Regions from separate parts of the Mus musculus genome. Here regions 2 and 3 are each linked to region 1. The links are chromatin loops, found by intact Hi-C in ENCODE. Cell type or tissue: heart. All regions are shown on one strand.

Region 1 (8,000 bases):
GCGAGTATTTCCTCAAGAACACTACAACTAGCCTTTAGGTTACATGCAATCAAATTGCTTTTATTTTCCTCTTTGATTTGTTAAATGACATGCTTCAGTGTCATAGTTAAAAATGGAGTTCAGCTAAACTGATGTGTGATTTTCAACAGAAACATTTTTCTAAACATGAAGTAGAAGTAGAATAAAATGTTAAGCCAGTTATAAAATTAAGCTAATTTCCAGGCTTTCTGCTCTCACAGCCCTCTGGAAAGCAGCTATGATTTTGCTAGGGTAAACGAGAAGCACTGCTCTAGTGAGCAGTGACTGAGCGGCTCCTGCCCAGACACACTACAGCCAGTTTTCTCAGGACCATGCTCTCAATGCTCTTCTCCCCATCTCTTGGACACTGAAGAATAAGTTGAAATGAAACAAATTAAACTTCTGTATCCCTGCTCTGGAATACTTACTTTTAAATTGTAAGTTTTTTTTTTTAAAGTGGGACACTATTTAGTAATATGACATAGTTTACCAAAAGCAAGCAAATTTAACATTAATAATATTGCTTAGGAATCTAACTTTAAAAAATATCCTAATATAATTTGATTACAGGACAAAAATTTGGCCCTATGTCATTTAAAATAAGACCTTATTTTAATATAGAATTATCATTTTAAATTAATATCCACAAAATTACTTATTTCCTACAGTGTAAAACCCATTTTTTAAAATAAATACAACTTATTAATTATTGTTTGACTCAATTCTACTTTTTATGCACATAGATTAAACAATACTTTTATCCATTTTAGAGCCTAGGATTTAATAACACTAATGATCTGAAGATATATTAAATGTCTGCATATATAAAAGGAACACCCGTGAACCACAAAGCTTTCTTCAAGCACTTTTCTAAATACAGTCATGACACAATCCATCATGCTCAAGACAATTTTCAATCTTAACATTCACAAAAAGAGCAACTTTAAGTCCATGCTAAAATTCTTTAAAACATCCAAGCAATCTTCAGAACAACTCTCCAAGTTTGAGGCGCTAGTAGTTTATAATTGTAACCGGACAGTGTAAAAAAATGGTGTGGCAGGCACTAAAATGCTTTATAGACTTTTCTACTAAAATATGTCAGTGCTCTGAAATAGAAATTTCTGATTTTCAACATCGTCTTACCTGACCCGCTGAACTGACTACTTCCCAGTGTTGTTGGTCTCGTTTTCCCACTATTAACAGGTGGAGAAAACATCTGCAAAATAACCCAAATGTACCTATTAATCTTAAAATTCTTCTATATTCCTTGCAAAGAAAAGTTCACCAAGTGTCATCAATTAGGTTCCTAATTTTCATAGAGAATTTGAAATAAAAATGGAAGACCCATTCAGACCAAGGCTGGCAATAACAAGTGATATTATTTACTAATATTGCTTGAGAGAACCGGTGACATTTGCTATGAAAACCCAGCCACAGGCAAGATTACAAGATAATTAAGTTTAAACAGTAAATTTTTACCCATGATCTTCACTTTGGCCCTAAGTGATTCTCATTACATTAACATTACTTAATAAGCACTTGCAATCAGAATCATGTCCGATGAAATTACCACATACAGGAAAGATAATAACAGTTCTAATACAGCAGGTATTGGCCCTGCCTTCTAGGAGCAGTTAACGTTGAAATTCAATCCATTAGTAAGAAATAAGGGCAATGGGCTCTATAGCTTCACCTTTTATTTTTAAATCATTTTCCATATTACATATGCAGACGGCATATGTATACTTAAAGCAGTCAGCTCACAAGGCTGGGAATTCTAGCGCTGGGGTTGGCTTTTTTGAAGCTGGCATCTCTCAGGTACCACAGGCTAAATGAAGTCGTGGGGAGGGAAATGCTGAGAAGTCTTCAGGAAAAAAAATATTTTTTTTCTTTCATATAAAGTCTAAAATCTCTAATAATTATCAGAAGGGAGTGACTCAACCAGAGCTCATGATTACATTGTTCTTCTTTTAACTAGTTAAATCAAATGACCCCTCTGGCATTAAAGTTTGAAATCTGCAAGTCTAGACATTACATCAAAGTTCAGGTGTCCAACTTGGGGGAGCTGGACTCCAGCCCTGAGAACTAGCGCTGAAAAGCAGATGGAGTTGCCCGCTGCCATGTCGCTTTCCCCCCTTTTCTCTCTTGCTCCCGATCTCGGGAAACCTCAGCAGAACCCCAAGATGCGGAGGAAAGCTCTCATACCGCACTGAAGTCCAGCAGGTCGCTCAGCTCCTTGTCGGTCCCTATCGCGGCCATGCGCTGCTGCTGGGGATTCATCTTCAGCCACTTCTAGCAGGTCCTAAGGCAGAGAAGACAGGCTGAGCCGCGGACACCCGGACGCTCGACGTGAGAAGGAGAGAGAGGGAGAGAGAGAGAGAGAGAGAGAGAGAGAGAGAGAGAGAGAGAGAGAGAGAGAGAGAGAGAGAGGCAGCGCTCGGGGTGGGGGGCGCCGAGCGACACGCCAGATCCCCACGCATACCCGAAGGACAGTGACGGAAGCCGCTCCGACACGGGAGCCCACGCGTGGCTCCGTGGCTCCCGCAAGTTTCCAAGGTGGCTCGGCTTCGGGGTGCCCCCGGGGAGGAGTACGGAGCGAGCCCGCGCCCAGCGAGGGAGCGAGAAAGCGGCGGCGACCCGGAGACCAAGTGACTCACTCGCTCAGCAACAATAGAGCTGACAAGTTGCGGGGAGCGCGCCGCTCGCAGGCCCGCGTCTGCGGCCCGGACGTCCCCAGCGGGGGTCCCCGGCTTGGTTGAGAGCGCCCCACGCGCGTCCGCGCCCCGCAAACTCCCGCCCGGCCTCCACCTCCCACTTGGGCCGCCCTGCCCCGGACTCGCGGAACAATGAGGCGGGCTCGGCGGCTCCCCGGCCCCGAGCGCCGAGCCCCGAGCGCCGCGCAGGCCGAGCGCCGCTGCCCGGGCCTGGACCCCGCAGCTCGCGCCTCCGCCCCGCCGCGCGCCGCAACTTGGACGCGGCCCCGGGCTCCGCGCCGTACAAAGGGACCTGAGTTCCGCACGTCCCGCCCGCCGCCCGCGGTTACCTGCCGCCCGGGCTCCGCATCCAACCTTCCCGATTAAAGTTCACTTTGGCCGGGAGCGCGGGCTCAGGCTTTCCCCCTCCCCACGCGCCGCCGGCGGCTGCGTTGCCTCGGGCCCCCGCGAGTGCTTGAGTCGGCGCGACTCGGGCGGCTCTCGGGCTTAGCCGCCCGTGGCTCCCCGGGCGGGCTGGCTGTCCCCCCGATAGAACTTGTGGGTCTCCTCAGGCGGACATTTTTTTTTTTTTCCGCTGAGGCGGCCTCAGCACCGAGCTCCGCTCGCCTCCGGATCCCTCCGCGCCTCAAGCGCGTCGGCTTAACCCCTCGCTGCCCGGCGCGCTCCCGCCTCCCGCGCCGAGGAAGTGGGACCGCGGAGGGGGCGGGGAGGCACGGGGCGGGGCGGAGCGGCGGACGGACAAAGCCCACGGCGGGCGGCGGCCGTCTCCTCAAGCTCACTGCGCCCCGAAGTGCCGCGACGGGGACGCAGCTGGGCAGCATCTGGATCTGCCACCCGCAGCCATTCCGGAGCTCAGCCACGCCGGACGCGGGAGGCGAGGCCGGCTGTGGAGCCGCAGCTGTGGTGGGCGGACTCTGTGGGAAAAGCGCAAAGCCCCTCACGCCGCGCTCATCAGCTTGCTCACCTGAGCGTGCCGTCCCACCTGAGCCCCGCGCTGCAACACCAAGTTCTGGGAAAGGATTGCGCCTGGCCTTTGCTGTAACCAGAGAGACAGCCCCAGGAAGTTAAGTCTTGATGAGCAAGTTCCGAACTTGGCCTGAAGAAGCCCCAAAGAAAAAGGGGAAAAATTCGGCCTTGGAAGTTAAGGTTTACTTGAGGGGAAGCTAAGGTGATTGTGTTGAGGTCTGCGAGCACAGAGAAGACCAGCCAGGCCCAAGCAGAAGAAACACTCGAGACAAGCATCCAAAGAAACGAATTGAAGACAGTGGCCAACTCTTGAGTATCCTGACTGTAAGAAGGAGCCGTTGGCCTCAGAAGTTCATATAAAGAAGATAGTTAAATGTGCCATTGCTGTACTTACTGCAACCAGAGCTGTCCAACCAGAGAAGCAAATTAAGGTTTATATGTGGGACCTCCGTATAGACCATTCCAGAACTAATGGTAGCCTACTCACCCCCAAAGCCAGTCCCACTTAGGTACATACATGCTTTGGCAACTTGTGGAGTGTGTCTCCATCCTAAACAAAGTAGCATGATTTCACCTAAAAAATGATAACGATCCCGTTTCCAACTAAGACTAGCGGATGGTTAACCCACATACAAATAGGCAATTTGCTGAAGTCTTTGAGAACATTTTTGCAAATGCTATAAAAAAAAAAAATGAATGTCATCTTCCAAACTCAAGATCTAGCCAGAGTAAATCAAACAGACAAGAAGAAAGTCTTCGCAAGGAGAGATCTGATCTTTGATGATGTTTCCAATATAAATCAAACAGTTCTGAGCCAAGTCTAGCATCATTGATTAAATGAACAGGGTTTGGTTATCCGTAATTTGGTGTATACAAAAGTGAGGCAAAAAGCAGTCACAGAACAACCAGGAAATTTGATTAGGTAACTGGTAAAGCCATATTTCTGTGGTACAATCTCTAGGGAAGATGCTGAGGTTTGGTCTTCTGCTATGCATTGTAATACTAACTACTGGCCTGGTTGCCCCCAGGGATGAGAGAATCTGCACTTAGGTAACCTTGTCCCCAAGTTATCCCTGATTGGTGAATAAAGATACCCACTGCCTATGAGCAGAAGAGAGATAGGCAGAGTTTTGGTTCTTGGGCTTGGGGTTCCCAGTCAGGAACCAGGAGGAGAGGGTAGTAGGTAGAGAGAAGAGAGCACACCATGGGGTAGGTGAATCATGAAAACATGGCCATGAGAGCTGGCCACTTGGAGTTAAGGACAGCCAGATGAAATGTGGCAAGTTACAACTCGGGGTTATTGATAGGGAAGTAGACATAATAGCTTAGAAGGTAGATATCTGACCAGATCTAGTACATTAAAGGGTCATTATAAATATAAAAGTTGTGTGTCTTTTGTCTGAGAATTGAATGATCAAAAGCAGAGTAGAAACCCCTGATTGAGATAAATAATTACTACAAGAAGAAGGGGTGGCATGAAACCATGCGAGATGTATGCTGTTTCCAAGGCAAAGGAGAGGCAGCTTATACTGCTCACACAGCTATTTTAGAGGACATCAGAGGATTCACTTTGAAAGTCTGACTGGGGAAGGTTTTCATATCTATTGTGGAAAATTCAATTTTATTTTGTGTGTTGTTTTGTCATTAGATTGTGAGTTCCTTGTGGGTTGGTACTGATAAGCACCTAGCATTGTATCCAGGATACTAGACTTGATGGTAACCTGAATTTATTTCTTCTGTTTTAAGCTATATCAAGTCATTCTATTATAGTTACTTAATATGTAAATATATTTCTGTACATGTGGCTTTATTTAAAAGAGAGCTAGAATTTTGAAATTAGAGGATGAAATTTTTTATACTTTCAAATGGTATCTGTGTGTTTCTAAATAAAGAAATAATATTCCCATCAATAATGGGCCAAATCTATTCCTGAAAAATATGGAAGACTCAATATTGAAAGTGGAGCTTTAGGGCTGGGTATATTGCATAACCCAAAGTGGGTTGATTTGTTTCTTGGGTTTGAGGGTGGGGGTGGTTGTTGTTGTTGTTGTATAATTTTGGGGTTGGTTAGTTGGTTGGTTTTGTTTTTACTTTTGTTTTTTGTCTTGGCCCCACCTGAGTCCTATCCCTAGGAAGTACATGGTTGAAGGAGATACCAAATCCCAAAGTTGTCCTTGGACTTCTATGTACATTCTATAGTATGTTGTTCATGCACTAACACACATACACACAAAGTAAATAAATGTAAAAAATATTTAATCTGAACTTTATAGCACTTATTACATTATTTATTGAGTATGCTGGATAGAGCTAGAATTCTATTGAGAATATGAGAAAGAACTAGCAACAAAAATCCTGTTAATTAACAGTAAGTACTAAGTTAATATCAATAAGTAAATATTGAAAAAATATTTAGCACACATTTCTTACATGGTCAAGGTATGGTGTTAAATGCTTTTGGAACCAAAAGTCTAAAATCTACCTTGTCCTCAACAAGATTGTCATTCAAAAGCTTTGCTGTCCTACTGTAGCTTGCCATGAGCAGACACTGAAATTCTATCAGCATGGCTTCCATCTCGCTCTGCACAGAAACACATATATGTTTAATAAACAAGTTATCCTGACAAACATTCATAATCAAAAGAAAAGCTTCTAAAGCAGTGGGCTTTTTTGTTTCCTTGGGAAATTAACTTGACCTTGGCCCCTTTTTAAAAGATGAATGTTCTAGAAAGCTCAGAGGAGAAGAAAGAGAAAAGAGCTACTCAAGTCAAGCTAGAAGTGGGTATAACAAATTGCTATTAGACAAAGTGACTGGTCTCCTAGTATTACTAAGATGCAGGGTTTGTGCTTAACAACTCTTCTTTCTATCTGCTCCATGGGGGAGCAGCTGACCCCTTAAGCAAACAGAAACAATTTTATGTAACAATTTATTAAGTCATACCTTTACTTCATGGCACTCCTACCATGGACCAACTGAAAACTGAGCTTGTTCAAGCTATTGTAACATGGAGTATACAAATCACCATCAATAAACTCATTATTTTCTATCAGAATCTCCCCGATTCCTGAGAATTTGTAATGAACACTTTATCTTCTCTTTGAATGCCAATAAGTTAAAATAGTTATCTATTCCTTCCTAGGATCACTTATACTCATTTAAATAATCGGATTGCCTTGTACAAATGTTATATTCAGGTTTCAGGAAAAAGTGAGTTGGGTGATGTCATGATTTGAATCCATAGACTCCTTTTTGAATGTTTGCCCTATAAGGAGTGGCACTATTAGAAGGTAGAGGTATGACCTTGTTGGAGGAAGTGTGTCACTGTGGGGGTGGACTTTGAGGTCTCATATGCTCAAGCTGTGCCCAGTGTGGTACCATCTCTTTTCTGTTGCCTGTGGATCAAAATGTAGAACTCTCAGCTCCTTCTCCAGCACCATGTCTGCCTGCACGCTGCCATGCAGCCCACCATGATGATGATGGACTAAACCTCTGAAACTGCAAGCCAACCCCAATTAAATGTTTTCCTGTATAAAAGTTGCCTTGATCATGATGTCTCTTCACAGCAATAGAAACCCTAACTAAGACAGGTGGTGAGTAGAAACCCCGTATATGGAAACTGAGACTGAAGGGGGTCAGTCCGAGCTAAAGACCCTGTATCAAAAAAAGGGAGAAAAAAAAAAAAACAGAAAAAAAAAAAAAACAGAAAAACCCTGCTTGCTTGGTTTTACTTTTTGAACCTAATATACAGTACAGGCTGGCTTCAAAACTCCCATTCCTCTTGCCTCTGCCTCCCAACTACTAGGATGGCAGGTCTGTGTCCCGACACCAGGCAAAGCACCAGAATTGAGGAGATGGTCCCAAATAATCCATCTTAAATGCAATGCCCTCTACTGCCACCGGGTTCTTTCACTTCATAAAACATCCATCCATACAAATCAAAATCAAAACAAATTCAAACATCAGAAAAAAAAAACCAAATGTTTTATTATACTTAGCCATACATTTCAGTTTCAATAAACACTTGGAAAGTGAATGGTTAGGGCAGGAGGGATGGCTCAGCAGTTAAGAGCGCTTACTCTTCTTCCAAAAGACCTGGGTTCTGATCTCCATATTCCCTTCCCTACTTAGTGCATCCATGCAAAACACATGTTTATGATGGTTCAAGAGTTTTCCATACCACCACACTTTTTATTTCTCACTTTCCTCACTTTTTTTTAAAATCAGTACTAGAAGTTAAACTCACACATGCTAGTGCTCTGCCATTGAGCACACCTCCTAGCCCTAAACAGATGGCTCTATGG
Region 2 (8,000 bases), 150 kb before region 1:
ATTTGCTAAGATTCCCATAGCTCTTTCCAATCACTGGAAAGATGGTAGCTGGTAACTGGCACTCCGGAGATCTGCAAACTTGCTGTCATTTTACCTACTTTTATTCATTGAGGATGGGGTAGTGCTTGCTTTTTCTAGTTTGTGTATCATGTTGACCTGCAGTGTGTGTGCGTGTGTCTGTCTGTGTGTGTGTGTGAGTGTGTGTGTACAGTTTTACTTTGTGGCTCAAACTGGCATCAAACTTGCAGTAACTCTGCCTTAGCCTCCTGAGTACTGAGATATAGATAGACATTAGCCACCAAATGTGCCTTCTCCTTCGGGTTTAAGTCAAATATCTGCAACTCAGCTCTCATGGATCAGAAAAGCTGCTGCTGCTGCAAGTACTTGGCAGTCACTCTCATCCTCCACATTTCCTTCCAGATAATATACTCTCACTCAGAAATTCCATGAGTTTCTCTCCTTTGGCATCACCATCTCCTCTACATACCTGAGCTGATGAACACATTTCTAACAGCTACCTCAATATCCTTCGTTGTTGGTTCCACATCTACATACTTTCTGGGATGAATGTTTTTCAAATTCCCCAATCCATTTTATGTCCTAGTGATATATAAGTCAATGCTAGGTCTTAGAAAATGTGTACTTGGGGTGCTAGATTTTGCTGTATTCCTTAAAAAATGCCAGGCAACAGTCAAGTGCCTTGGAATTAGTTTAGTCCTTTCCCAGGCTTGCCTTTAAGTTTGTTGCAGTACGTCCAGGACAGTACTAATTTACTTCTGCCAACACAACAGCTTTAGATGGAAAAAATCTTTTCAGCTTCACCTGAGTTTCAGCAATTACTCATTGTATTCCTATGTGGGGAATTTCTCCTTGCTCTCAAGTTAAACTGCCTCACTTGTGCACATAGAGCAGCACTCAGGAAACCAAAGCAAATACCAAGTTCCTCCTCACCTGTCTGCCTTCCAAACCCCAGCTACTTATTCTGTAACATTTTGCCATAATTCAGTTGATGCCAAAACCAACCAACCAACCAAACAAACAAACAAAACTTTTAGAAAATCTAGAATTTTATTTAATGTTTCTATTTTAAAATGTTGTAAAGAGATTCTGGTCTCTAATTTGAGAGATACTTTACATGGCATTGGAAATCTCACTAAAGTGAGCTGACACATGTGAATGAGCAACAAACTGCTTGCTTTATGAATATTGTCTTCTGTAAAGCATGGAGTTATTTACCAAAGGTTACAAAGCTGGAGACAGTCCAGTTCTCTCTCTTCATTTCACTCACAGAATGCCCAGTTCCGAGTTTTCTGCAATCAGCTTTTGGTTAGTTAACTTCAATGTCACATAGTTGTGCAAGTTTTAAAAATTCTTGTTATAGGTATTTGTACAAGATGTTAGTAAATCATATTATTTAGAAGTCATTCTTAAAGCACATCTCTCTGTTGGATAGGAATTACATTGACTTTGAAAATTGTTTACCTATATCAGACTCTCTCTCTCCATATATATGTATACACACATACACACACACACACACACACACACACACACATACAATAAAGCAATTAAGCTCTGTAAAACATAGTTTTAAAACCGACACTAAAACTTATACTTAAGATGCTGCAGAGATGGCTCAGTGATTAATAGCGCACATAATGCTCTTGCAGAGAGCCTAAGTTCAGTTCTCAGCACTCAGATTGGATGGCTCACAACAGCCTCTAACTTTAGCTCCACACTGGGGCCTGAGGCCCATGAACTCTAAAAACACCTGAACTCACCTACAACTAATTACCTCACACAGCTACCCCAGCTCCACATAAATATATGCACAAATAAAAAATCCTTACACTTAAAAAATAAGTTAAAAAATAAGTATTATAGCCAATGTAGACAAATATATTTGTGATCTCATCACACAATGTTGTCTGTGGCCCATTGGGTCTTTGAGATCCCACACTTGCTAAACTGGCAGGCCAGTGAATCCCAGCAAGCTTCCTGTTTCTACCTCTCTAGGACTGGGATCCTCACACCTGTGTGATAAATACCTTTTCAAAGGAGCCATCTCCTCTGCCCTTCTATCTGAGCATTTTTATAGATTTGTATGTGTCTTTTTTTTTTTTTTTTTTACATTTCAAATCCTCTGCTCTACTGAAGTTTACAGGGCTCAATAGCCCTTTGGCACAACCATTCTCTGGGAAGAACTTCCATGTCCCATTCAAATGACACTTCCTGTCATAGGTTATTACTGACTTTCTTACTTAAAACATTGGCACTCTGACATTTCTCTCTTATTTTTTTAAGATGTTAAAAAGCCTTACCCTGTAGAAAGCCTCACCAATAACTTTCAATAGGCTGTCATAACATAACTATCCCTCTTCTCAATATAAGTTTGAGAATTCTTTTAACTCACACTGGCCTCATCTGCATGTTATTATCATTTACTAAACATTTGTATTTTCTAAATCACTAACTACAATTAGAGCTCCCTTGGACTACACAGAAAATGGCTTGTGGTTATTCCTTTCTATTCACAACTCATAAAGCTATGTATAAGGACCTTTTGACCTCATCGTTAATTCTGTTCTTTCTTTTCATTCCCAAAACGAATAATAATTTCTAGTAGCATTTCTTCATTTTGAGTAAAGCTCCTTAAAAAGTGTTCCATGACGAAAGACATTTGAGTGGAAGATTATAACAGATAAGCAGCATGAAGTTAAAAGGGCTGTTTGTTAAGCAATTGCTTAATAGGACATAGGTTCAGAATTCCCAACAGATCTTAATATCTGAAAGAAATGTCTAGAGGGCAGATAGCAATTACACTGACTAAATAAATGCCATGCCTTTCAAATTTCTAATGGCAAGTAATGAGCTTAATGTAGTTATCCGTTAATTCTGAACAAGTGGTCAGACGACTGCTTTCTTCCACTCTTACTTCCTCAAATTTTTGGATCATACTCAGGGAATATCTATTTTAAGGAACTGCTCTGGAAGGCCCTATGTTTTATGCAAGGAATTGCTATTTTCCCAGATGAATAGAATATCCATTCTACAGATCCAAGTTTCCATGACAATAAAAACAAAACAGTCATCAGCACCAACGCGATACTTGATGGAAAATGCAGCTGCAGCTGGAACAGTGCAGTCTTTATCCTGCTGCTCTGCAAGCATAGTCGCTGTACTCCCCAGAGCAACCCAATGGTTCTACAGCAGTCTCCACCCAGACCCACACAGCAACAGCCGAGTGTGCTGACCACCTCCAACCTGCCAATCATTCGCCGTTCTCAAACTCATGTAAACACATGAAAAGGTTCAGCATTATGCTACTGGCATGGTGAATTGTAAACTAGGAATGCTTACAATGGGTTTGAGTATTGTAGATTTAGCCAAATAATATTTTAGCTTATATGATTATGAAGAAAAATTTGGGGAAAGAAGAACATTTACAGTAAGGAAAAAGCTAGGTAAAATTCATTCAGATTATAGAAAGACAGTGCCCCCTTGTGTCTTGGAAGTTCTTCCTCAACTAAATGTTGTAGTACTTAGAGTCCTAAGCTTTGGCTTTAAAAAAAATTTTTTTTAAATCTCATATAAATTTAAGAGAATTTGATAATTAGAAGTTATTCTAACTTAAAATACAAATTTATTATAAACACAGTGACTATTAAGTATGTGATTTTTAACAAGAGCTCTCTATAATGTAAGGAAAATATCATCTAATAAATTTACAGATATATTAGTTAATTTTATTTAAACTGCACTTAATATTGAAACATAGTGACAAAGCTTTAAAAAAGCAAAAAAGAAACCTGTGACCATCAGCTACACTCTCCTTTGGTACTGGTTCCTCTGTAACTTCATGACATTAATTATTGATTATCCTCACCATACTATATAAAAAGCTCTGTGCTTTATTTATATGAAAAACAAATTCATACTAAATGGAGAATATAAATGTAAGAGGTACCCATAATTAATACATCATTTTTAAGTTACAAGCATTGCAGCACAGCATCAAAGTCGGTCACTGAAGCATAAGGATTACTTTGTACTGGGGAAGGATGCACACCTGTAATCCTAGCATTTATGAAGCTGTGGAAGGAATTCAGGGTTTAGGGCCAGCTGGGGGGAGGGGGGCGACTCTGAAACAATCATTTTATGTTTAAAGTATGAATTCTTGAAATCATTTATCTGTTTAAAAGCAGAATTTCTCAAACAAACAAACAAACAAACAAACAAACAAACAAAAACTCCATATGAAAACCCTAATCTCTTCTTGCAAATAGGACTCAGGCACCACACCCAGATAAAGTCCTCTGCTTCCTTAAGCGTCTGTTCTTCCTTATAGCAAGGCAGCTCCAGCCATCCCTTTCCGTTTCTGATCTCTGGATGCCTACAAGCTAGTCTGCTACACATTAGGAAACTTTTGTTTCTCTAGTTATTCTGTCCTTAGCCGGGCTATTTATAAGACTCTAGCAGGAGAATCTAATATAGGTGAAGACGGTTTTGTTCCTTATTCATGAACACAAGATTGCTTTTACTAAATTTATTTGTTACTTATATTTGGTGGTGGTGATGGTGATGATGATGATGATGGTGATGATGTGTGTGTATGTATGTGTGTGTGTGTGTGTGTGTGTGTGTGCGCACGCATACATGTGTATAGAAGCCAGAGTTGATGGCAGGTGTCTTCCTTTATCACCTTACATTTTAGTTTTTTAGGTAAGGGCACACAGTGAAATCTGAAAGTAACCAATTTAGTCATACTGGCTGGCCAGTGAGTCCCAAAGATTTTCCGATTCCTACCCCTACCCTACACACAAGTGCTAAGGTGGCCTCCAACACCACCACACCAAGATTTTCTATGAGTCCTTGGGACCTTCTTTCAGACCTTCTAGGCAAGCTCTTTATTTCTCCAGCTCTCAACATCAATCTTAAAAACTCATTCAGAGATTTTCCCATTTAGGTTTTAAACAATCTTTTTGGTTACTGTTTTAATTTTGTAAAGTCCTACACTTAACAAAAAAAAAGTTACAAGGACAGAAACTTTTCTTTCTGTACCATTTTAAAAGTCAGTTGTGAACATCATTCTACTGTCTTCAAACATCTTTAGTGTGTACGTGAACATGTGTGCTGTACAACAGACCAAAACGATCTAATTAACCTTTCTATATTTACTGTTTAACTCAGATATTGCTCGAGTGGTCTTGTAATAACTTTTTAGGAAACAGCCTGTACCATCTTAGGCTCTCTTACATGTCCTAACTGCTGTGACCTTGCTGTCACAGGCCAAAGCAGCTCTCCATTTGCCAGAGCTTTCCTCCAGAGTAGCTCAGGCTATGCAGATTTGGAGGTGTATCTCAGGTGATGTGACTTGCTGCATTTATTCTGTCAGGAAGTGAATCTGAATTATCAACTGTCAGTACATCAAGACAGTATCTGCCAGTGCTGACCAACTGCAAAACTACCTTGTGTAACTAACTTGTAAGTATTTCATTGGAAAGTAAGAATTCTATTTTTCATAATGCTTTTGAATTAATATCAACACAACTTAGCTATTTTATAGAAGGGCTTATAAATCTATAGCTACTGTTCAGTATTTTGCCTCACAAAGTGCATCAGGTCAGTGGCTTCCCAGGCCTAAGAAGCTGTCATCACTCTTTGAGCACATCCTTTCCTCACAAAAAAAGGATGCTCCTCACTCACTTTCACTCTTCTGCCATGGCCCTAGACACAGCCATTTCTGAGGGGTACTGGCTCCTTTAGATAGAGAATGGTATACAGATGCCAAAATCTAGACAGAAGGAATGGTACCAGGGTTCTGTGGCTTTCAGACTCTGTGAGCAGACCGTGGGTGACACAGGGATATATACACATCCCCACATGCCCTAGTTATAGCTATGTACTTCCTACTAGTATTTTGAACGATGAATTCAAACTAATATCTCCATGCAACACTGTAAGATTCTTTCTAGTTTCCTTTCTTCTGTATTTATAATTTTCTTCTTCAAAGTCAGATACCATCAATCTGTAATATATTTTAATTACTTGGTCAACCTCTTTGTATATAACCAATTGTTACTTGCTATCTGGAGCTCACTAATTTTCAGCTAGTCTGGCTAGCCAGCTTGCTCTGAGGACCTCTAATCTTCATTTTCTAAGGTGATAAATGCAGTAAGGTGCCATGGCCTGCATTTATGTGGATTCTGGAATCTGAACACTGGTCCTTGTGGGAAAGCACCTTTAATGGCTGAGCAGTCACCCCAAGCTCTTTTTATCTTTTTAATCTTGAGGAAGTACAACCCTTTCTGTGGCCATAGTAAAACAAACAAACAAACAAAAATAAGCAACAAAAAAAAAAAAAAACCAAAACTGAAACCAAAGCCTACAAGCAACCTAAAATTTGTTTACCAATAGTGACAGAGACAGTAAATATTCTAAAGATATCTAAAATAATGCAATATATTTATAAGCAAAGATCTCAGGAGTGGGAATGTGGGTTGACAGTTTAAACACCTTAAAGGGGTATGTGACTTAAAATTATTTAGGTAAAAGTAGAAAAATTTTAGAAAGAGGGCTTTTGGTTTTTGTTTTGTTTTTTAAGCTTATCATAAAAACCTTTCTAATAGAGCTGACCACAGGTCGGATAGTTCCCTTAAGAGAGAAGAGCCACCTCTGATCACAGCACAGAGAGACATAAAGCTACAGAGAGAAAGCAAAGGGAAATACTGGACTTGGAGTCAGAAGTCACAAAATTACAGCTGGAGAAATCACAAAGAATGGAGAGTTACGGTGTAAAGTGTTAAGTCCTGTGTAAATTCATTACCTGAGCCTCAGATGCCTCAACTGTAAAATGAAAAGAAGGAAGTCTGTATCACTGGCTGTATGAACTTATTATAGGTAAGACTTAGCGTCATATCTGGCCTAAATATGACTAATATATACTATTATAGCTATGTAGCACATTGAGATCAGCAAGGCCAAAGTAAAGGACAGTTTTATTCGATATAACATCTATTCATGAAAAACCTAACCCATGATGTTCCTTTTGGACCCCCAGTCCTTGGCATACTACACATCACATATAAATATTTATTGAATAAAAGATTAGAAATACCATAGGATTACTAGATGGTGAGCCTTTTAAAAAACTTTTTAAAAACTTCTAATTCTTGGTAATGATTTTCATAATCTCTGGTTATCTCCTTTTTGGTTTATGTAAAAAGTGTACCTGTTGATAGGCGTAACAATTAACTTCCAATCTAGTTGGTAACACAAGAAAAACATAGCACAATATATATAACAACAGAGAATAAAAGCTCCATGAAATTGTGCCAATGCGTCTGTTCAGGGCTGTTCAATTTCTTTAAAAGTATTTGCGAAAGCAAAAACTGGTAGACAAAGACTGCTTGTGATACTTCATAAGAGAGGCAAACACAAGGCAGGCAACGATGGGAAGGGAAGCTTGGAGAAACTGCTGCATGCTCAAGTTAGACCAATCATACGGCACAGAAGAGACTGAGCAGGACCCATGAGTCCCAGGAGTCAGAAGAGACAGCACTGTATCTCTGTTAATTGTGTTATCAGGCAGAACTCACTGCATATGTTACAAACCCAAAACCTACAGAGAAGATAATGAATAATTTCATGCATACATATTAGAGAACCTTAAAAAAAGCCTCCTTAATTTGAACTGAGTAATATAATTATTAGAAATTATTAGGAAGTAATCAAGACAGATAAAACTTTAAATAGCCAATATTAAATTGCTATAAATAAGTTAAATGCCACATAGTAAGTGAGAAAGGAGCACTATATCTATACCTTGGGAAGTTTTTCAAATTTATATTCATAGATGATGCTTGTTCCCTAACTGCCTCAACTTCTTCTGGCTGAGTCCCAACAGCAAACATTTATTCCTCACAGTTCTGGAAGGTGGGAAGCTCAAGTTCTGGATACTGGAGATCTGCTAGCTAGAGGGCAGTTTCCAGGTTCCCTGA
Region 3 (8,000 bases), 130 kb before region 1:
CAGACAGTTTACTTAAGATTTTATGTCAAGTCCTAACTGTTAGAGACGCTCCTGATTACGACTTTATATTCTGGCAAAACCACTATAAATAAAAGTATTACTAGATAAAAATGCATTCCAACATCGAGGCTACTAAACATCATATTTTAGCTTGTCTACCTTAAATCACTCACATTACATTATAGCCCATCATTGGACAAAATCTAGTGCAAAGCCTATTTTATAATAAAGGTATATCTGACAGTATTTTCTATTAACAAAAAAATCTTAGTGGCAAATTACCCTTAAGTTATTGTTAAGGTGATGTGTTTACAGCTTGCCACCTCTGTTCAACTTCACCAGGATAATGTTAATGATATGCTACTAGCCTAGGAAAACATCAAAATCAAAACTCAGAACCGTTTCCCTGAACGCATACTAAACCTTATAAAGTAAAAATTGTAAGCCAAACAGCAGGAAGACAAGGACAGCCTGTAGTTATGTAGCTTTTATCAAGCTAGATAAAACCAGTAACTAGAAAGAATGTTAGCATTTGTCCTAATTCATGGTCCTCCTCTGCAGCCTGACACAGCTAAAAAGCACTAAAACACTGTCTAGTTATTTTTCAAGTATTCAGGACATGCTTGACAAGGAGATATGCCAATTCCAAAGTGTGGCAAGGGGCGTTCTGATATGTGTGTGTTGTTAACAGCAGGCACCAAGGATGGATGCTCAGGGGTTCTTTTCATGAGGAGGTAAATGAATTCCATTCCTTCAGCAAAATACGAGTATGAGAACTGAAGTTCAATGGTAGGATATGTGCTCAGGATGCACTGTGTTTAATGTCCAACAACAAAAGGAATAAGTCAAAGTAATACAGAGCTGAAGTGACCTTGTTTCACAAATACAGGAACAATACCACTCTCAAATAACAAAATGAGCAAAAAACACCTCCAAATAAATTCCTGAAATGATTTACACAGAAATTTGCTTTTCATGCAGTGCTGTGTTAGAGCTACTGCAACAAAATGAAATAAGCTGTAGATTACTATACTGATTTAACAGACAAGGGGAAAAAGAAGAAAAATGGTCACTGGTCTTTTCCAAACCAGCAGGAACAATTCAACAGTGTTCATGGCTATAACTATAGCATGTCTTACTGACCAACAAAAAACATTTTAAAAAGTTTGCCTGTTAATGATGTTTCAGGAAGTGAGGTATAAAACTGAACTTTCAATTGTTTAGCTGGCATGAATACAAAATGCTATTCAAAGGCAAAACAACAGAAGAGCTCGGGAGTCAGGCAGAATCCCATCTCTGTGACATTAACTTTGTGACTTCTCAATCAATCTCATAAGTTTTCTAAGTGTTGATTTCTTGATTTGAAAGACACATCTCACTGGCCCACCAACCAGGCAGCACACACCAGCTTATATGAGGCCCCAACACACATACAGCAGAGGACTGCCCGGTCTGGGTTCAGTCAGGGAAGATGTACCTAACCCTCAAGAGACTGGAAGCTCCAGGGAGTTTAGAGGTCTGGTGAGGTGGGGGGGTGGGGACATTCTCATGGAGACAGGGGTGCGAGGAGGAGATATGAGATGTGGAACAGTCAGAGGGTGGAACAGGAGGAGAATAAAATCTGGGGTGTAAATAAATAAATTAATTAATTAAGAAAATTAGAAAGACACATCTCAGGCATCTGAAGATTATATGCATAAGACATATCTGGCAACGTACACTATATTTTTTCACATAATTTAATATTAATATAAAAACATTCTAATCCAAAGTACTCAAATTAAGACATTTTCTAAAGCTCTTATCTTGACTTGTAATCATTACTGATCTCAACTACTGCTTTAAAAGATCAGTCTTTCATATGAAAACTGATGGCTATCTTTTTTTTTTTATTTAAACAATTTTTATTAGATATTTTCTTCATTTACAATTCAAATGCTATCTCAAAAGTCCCTTATCTCCTCCCCAAACCCCCTCCCCCCGCTCCCCAACCCACCCACTCCCACTTCCTGGCCCTGGCATTCCCCTGTATTGGGGCATACAATCCTTGCAAGAACAAGGGTCTCTCTTCCCAATGATGGCTGACTAGGCCATCTTCTGTTACATATGCACCTAGAGACACGAGCTCTGGGGGTAATGGTTAGTTCATATTGCTGTTCCTCCTATAGGGTTACAGACCCCTTTAGCTTCTTGGGTACTTTCTCTAGCTCCCCTATTGGGGGCCCTGTGTTCTATCCTATAGATGACTGTGAGCATCCACTTCTGTATTTGCCAGGCACTGGCATAGCCTCACAAGAGGCAGCTATAAGCGATGGCTCTCTTATGGAAAGAATTAAATGCAGGTATGGCTTAATGTATTCCTCAACTGTCTCCCTTTAATACACCTTAGAAAACCAGAATACAATCAAACCAGAAGAGTTAGTTTCTCTTCTGTTTGGAAAGATTTTTTTTCCTTTCCTTTTTCTATAGTTAGTTGTACAATGTTTAAGAGAAATTCATTTTGTACATGATTTTCAGACACTTCTCTAGACTCCACAAACAAACCAAATGGTCAATCAAAGTCAGCTGTCCTGTGCATTATAAACCAGACACAGACTAGTTTAGCAGTGATATATATCATCATCGGAAACCAGAGCTTCTCAACAGTTTTAGCTGATGCAGCACTTGTGGTCATGTAAGACATATATCCAAATTGAGCCTTTCACCTGTTACGGAATTTTACCCTAGAGAGGTGAGAATGTAAGAAAAAGACAGTCATGTGTTTACTTAGGTACAACATATTGCAAGTCAATTGAAAGAAAGATTTTCTTAAATTCAACTTTGAATTTAAACCAGTTATGTTTGCTTTGCAGCAAAGATATAAAGAACAGCTGCATAATTAAGTTGACCTACAGACAGAGTTTCATGGAGAAACTTCATCAAGGGCAAAAGAGGAGAGCTATAGTGAGAACACTGCTGAATCCAGAAGCAAGATGAAAGCTGTAAATTTGCAACTAGTGTTCACACTTACCCAATAAACTCTGGTGAATTATGTGGCTCCTCCCTCTAAACCTCAGCCTATTCAACTGTGAGGTTTGAGATGGAACGGGAAGGAAGTAATAATCACTTAGGAAATGTCTCTCTCCTAAGTGCTAGGCCACGCTGAACATCAGACACACCCTCTCATCACATCAATCTCAAGAAAACAGGCCAGAAGTGCTATCTCCATTCAGAGTTGAAGCATAGGTCCCAAGGTGACATTTCTCCAAACTAAAAAGGAACATGGGCAGCAAGCACATGAAATGTTGCCTAGAATTATTAGTCATGAAGGAAATGCACATCAATATTTCAGGGAGGTCTCCACTTACTATGATGTTTAAAGTTAAAGATGAATTTTGGAAAAAAAATATTAAGAGCCGAAATGAGTTTGTAAAACTCTGGCAATTCCTCATCTGATTCAATAGAGTTGACCTAGGTATAGTCATGAGCTAGACAATAATGAGTCAGAAAACAGGGCTTTAAGTGCCATCGTCAAGTCATAAGGAAATGTGACAGTCATGTGCTCACTGTGATGTGGGTGCAGCACACCTGTCCTGTGCTGCCATGGTATCAAGGTCCAGCACATACAACTAGGGAAAGTCAGCCCATCATGCCCAACAATGCGAGGAACAAAATAATGTTACTGTTTGTTTACTTTTTACTATTAATTTCTTTTGAGGTCAGGATCTCACTGTGTTGACCAATCTGGTCTTAGATTCTTTAGCTCAAAAGATTCTCAGCCTTTGCCTCTCAAGTGTGCACAGGTGTGGTAAATGCCTCCATATTTGAGAGTATCCCTTATACTTTTATAGTACACTATTAAACACCACAGTTTTTAACTGGCAGAAGCCTTATTCGTCTTCCATTTTTCACATCTTTTGAATACATCAAGAGGCCACACTGTTTAATTAAATATATTCTATGTTTGTATATAAGGACATATTTCTCAGAATAAACTTCACTTAAAACGATACATAATTATATACAAAAAATTGGAAACATGTCTACAAAAGTGTACACTACACTGGTAACAACCAGAAGGTAATACAAATCAAACTTTAATTAAATGATGGGTAGGTAAATAAAATGTCATATATTCATACAAGGGAATATAGTCATAAACCCTGGAACCACGCTAAGTGAAAAGAGCTCATCAAAAACCATTTCATTTATGATTTGTTATGTACAATGCCCAAAATAAGCAAGTCCACGGAGAGAATGAAACTAGCTGGTGCCAGGGCTGAACGGAATAGAAATTCAGTGCTCGTAAGAACGAGGTTTCTTCTGGAATAGGTTTCAGTGTTCTGAAGCCAGACAGAGGAAATGATTACATAAGTCTGAAGATATTAAAAACCATTGATCTGGGTACTTTAAAAGGGAAAATTTTATTATAGTGTATCATATCTCTATAAAATTATTATTCAAAACACTGAAGCATAGAATTGTAATAGCAGTTACCACAGAAAAATAAGAAAAAGAAAATACAATAAACTCTCTGAGTTTCAAAGGTTTAAAAAATAACACTTTTACAGAGCTATCGAATGCAGGGTCAGAGCAGTGACAGGCCTGCATGAAATGCTACTTCCTTTCGCCTTACTCAAGTAAACAAGTAAAGAGAGCTAAATATGGCTTTGATTCTAATCCAATAATTAAATGAAACTACCTATTTTTTTCACTTGAATAGCAAGTAACTAACCAACTCCATGCTTATAGGTATCTACTATTAATATGAATGAAAATGTACCAAGAATCTGTATCTGAAGCTGACTTAAAAGCAATGAAAATATACTCGAGACAGCCAGTGAGCTGTGTACACCTCAACAGAAGTTCAGAGTTCCCCATGTAATCAACCTACTCATCCCAGAACACAATACAGCCTCATCTATGAACACTATCTCCTTTTAAAAGCAGAACACTACTTGTTAAATGAGATTAGTAAGCTCATTTAATTGCTCTGATTTCAGTTAGATAATTTGATGTTAAGGAAAAGTACTTAATTTAAAATTCCTCAAACAAGCAAGCAAACAAATATGAAAAGATTCGTATTTGGCTAGGTATGGTAGCCCAGACCTTAAATAAAGTCATTTAGGAAGCTAAGGTAAGAGGATCCAGCGGTTAAATGAGGCAAGCTTGTGCTATACAGAGAGATCCTATCTCAAACATTTTAAAAATTAAAAAAAGGATAAAGCAATCCTAACACATGGTTCTCTGAACCAAAAAAAGAAAAAGAAAAAGCTAACACTGACCATAACAGAATCTTCTATGCCAATCAATTTATCACCTCAGATGCAGTGAATAATCATATTAGAGACACATCTCTCCATCAGCACTTTGCCCCTGGGATGCTCTCTGCAGCTGTTTTTACTCTTTCACTCCATGAGATCACTAAGCAGAAAACTGACCTTACTTCTAATTACACTCCTGTGTTCACTCATTCACCAAAACACAAATGTTCCTCAGACTCAACAGGGGATCGCAGTGTACTTGAACCACTGTTGGAAGCCCTGGTAAGACAATCTTAAGGAGATCAACTCTAAGGAAATATAAAATTTCATACACTGAATTATGGTGGTATTTCTGTAAGTGGTACTCTCTCTTAGAGGCTGCATTTAGTAGTTTACATTCTTGGATGATCAAAAACTATTAACAGTGAAAATGTTCACTAATCACTCCTTTCTCCTCAAAGTTTATTAGAATTTGCACATTTGAGGTATTTTATAAATGTTTAGTAAGTCTATGGATAAAAAAGGTGAGGAGAGATTTGTTTCCATTTAAAAAAGGGTGTATACATTGCCCCCAAACAGACTATAATGTTGGACAAACTCAATCAAAGATTATTACAATGAATCTCCATAATCTTTAAGTCACCCACGGGGGCCTTATCAAAGGAAACTTCCAGTAAGCATAAACGACTCACAGTGGAATGAGAAAGATGATCAGATAACAAATCAAGACTGGGAGATGATACCTGTTTTAAGGTACGTTAGCAGATAAGACAGAATCTGACCAAGAAACTAGCATTATCAGAGAGAAATTTAACTTTCAGCAACTGAGCTTTTTCTAGTAGGTGAATAAAGGGGAGGGGTAGTTTGGAGTTTTAGGTTTTGGGTTTTTTTTTTCTTTTTTTGACTAAATGAGCAATATTCTCCAGTAACATGGAGTTAGAGTATGCTATACTAGATGCTGTGTGAAAACTCAGAGGTCTTTCAATATACCTGAAAATAATGCAGAGATCAATTACATATTACATATTTACTTATAAGGTTTAGTATGAGAAAAGAGGTAGTGTTTTTTGCTTGTTTGAGAAAGGGTTTTAGATAGCTCAGCCTGGGCTAAAACTGAAACTTGCTATACAATTGAGGATGACCTCAAACTTCTGATCTTTCTGCCACAACTTCCCAAGTGCAGGAATTATGGGAATGTGCCACTATGAACAGTTTATATAATGCTGAAAACTGAAGCCAAGACTTTTTGCATGAAATGCAAACATTCAACCAACTTTACCAATTCTCTGGCCCTTCTTGTTTTTTAGGAAGCATCTTTGAAAAGTGGACATCAAACTAAAGCAAAACCAAAAGAAACTAGTCAGAACCTGCTTTTAAAAATCAGAGTAAGCCAGGAGTGGTGGCACATGCCTTTAGTCCCAGCACTCGGGAGGCAGAGGAAGTGGGATTTCTGAGTTTGAGGCCAGCCCAGCCTGGTCTACAAAGTGAGTTCCTGGACAGCCAGGACTATAAAGAGAAACCCTGTCTCAAAAAACAAAAAACAAAAAAATCAGAGTATATATCTATAGTACATTATAGATATACATAATATTTATTTAAAGTGCTACAAGATAAAATCTTCAACTGTTATTATGCAGGTAAGTATTTTTAAGTATAGGATATTCTATATTTATCAGAAATACCACAAGTATTCAATTCATCTCTGAAAAGAGACAACTACTTGCTTTCTAGAAATTATTTTGGATTGAAAAGTAATAGAATAAAACTTAGTCTACCATCAGGGCTGATCAGAGGCTCACTGTTAGGCAGTATGCTGTTTGGGTTTAAAAGCTACTATATAATAATTTTCTATTTTCATGAATTCTGTACTCATTATAACTGCAGGTTCACCCAGTGTAGTAGCACAAAATCAATTCATTTGCTTTTTGCTTTAACTTCACTTGATATATATCATATTTATGAATCCAGGAAAATTAAACTTACAGAAATACTGAAAACTTTTCAGCCTCGTTGACTTCTGAGCTATCCTACTGGAGAAAGAGCAGAGCCTCAGACCACACTTCTCAGGTTTCCCTGCACACCAAGGCCATTGATCCTAGGCTTGTAAGCATACTCTCCCAGTGGAATCTATGTGACCACTGTATTCCACTCTCTCATCCAGCTTGTAATTCTTCCTGGTAAGACAATGCGCAGCCATCACAAAGTATAAAATCATGATGGTGTGGCCAAGTAAAGGAAAAATTAATAGTTCCGAGAGCTAGGACTTAAGCACACTGAGGACATTATTGCTGGGAGACCAGCACAGGAGACCAGCGTCCTGGGATGAAGCTGCCTGTGCCTTCTTCATTTTTGTCAAGGAAATGAAACCTATCACCTGCCAACACTCAGGAAACTAAGGATCACTATGGAAATCTGACTTAGTTCACAAAAAAGTCTTAGTAATTCAGCTCAGAAATCTGTCAGGCAGCCCAGAATGCTAGGAAAGCAAACATAGCCAAAGATAAACTATAACCCTAGTTCCCAAATCTGCCATACACATACCCCTCAGGCTTGGACCACTTTCAGTATTATTTATAGGTATACTCATTAATTAATATTTTCTTAAATTTTTTCTTAAATCAAGTCACTAAAAATGAAAATGTCAAGCCAGTATGGAGCAAAGGAGAAGCAGAAACAGAGACAGAAGCATGTGAAAATGTTCAATAAAACAATGGAAAAGACATGTTAATGCTGTAAATAAAACTGTCCTGCTCTGTT

The links. A loop is a pair of places that touch in the nucleus more often than their neighbours do. Peaks named below come from ENCODE experiments on the same cell type or tissue, not always from the same donor. Only the 100,000 strongest peaks of a DNase experiment are listed, where the experiment ranks them.
Region 2: a loop joins it to region 1, with 2.4 times the contacts of the local background. A loop is called at or near these places in 6 of 42 quality-filtered maps.
Region 3: it touches region 1 in a loop (5-fold over the local background); 3 of 42 quality-filtered maps call a loop at or near these places.

Annotation. Positions count from the first base shown.
Region 1 is chr9:72,108,515-72,116,514 of GRCm38, forward strand. Tcf12 (transcription factor 12) reads right to left here and starts at 3,305. Exons shown (of 21, transcript NM_011544.3): 1 at 3,062-3,305; 2 at 2,224-2,320; 3 at 1,162-1,234. The coding sequence starts at 2,298. In heart, no CTCF peak of the experiment used is centred here; DNase peaks (open chromatin) are centred at 2,257, 2,807 and 3,367; H3K4me3 peaks cover 3,091 bases; H3K27ac peaks cover 2,439 bases.
Region 2 is chr9:71,956,714-71,964,713 of GRCm38, forward strand. The region is part of intron 5 of Tcf12 (transcription factor 12); the gene reads right to left. Among named protein-coding and RNA genes, the nearest start is that of Tcf12, 150 kb to the right of the region's middle. In heart, a CTCF peak has its summit at 3,505 (motif pointing left); a DNase peak (open chromatin) is centred at 3,158.
Region 3 is chr9:71,977,684-71,985,683 of GRCm38, forward strand. The region is part of intron 5 of Tcf12 (transcription factor 12); the gene reads right to left. Among named protein-coding and RNA genes, the nearest start is that of Tcf12, 130 kb to the right of the region's middle. In heart, no CTCF peak of the experiment used is centred here; no DNase peak of the experiment used is centred here.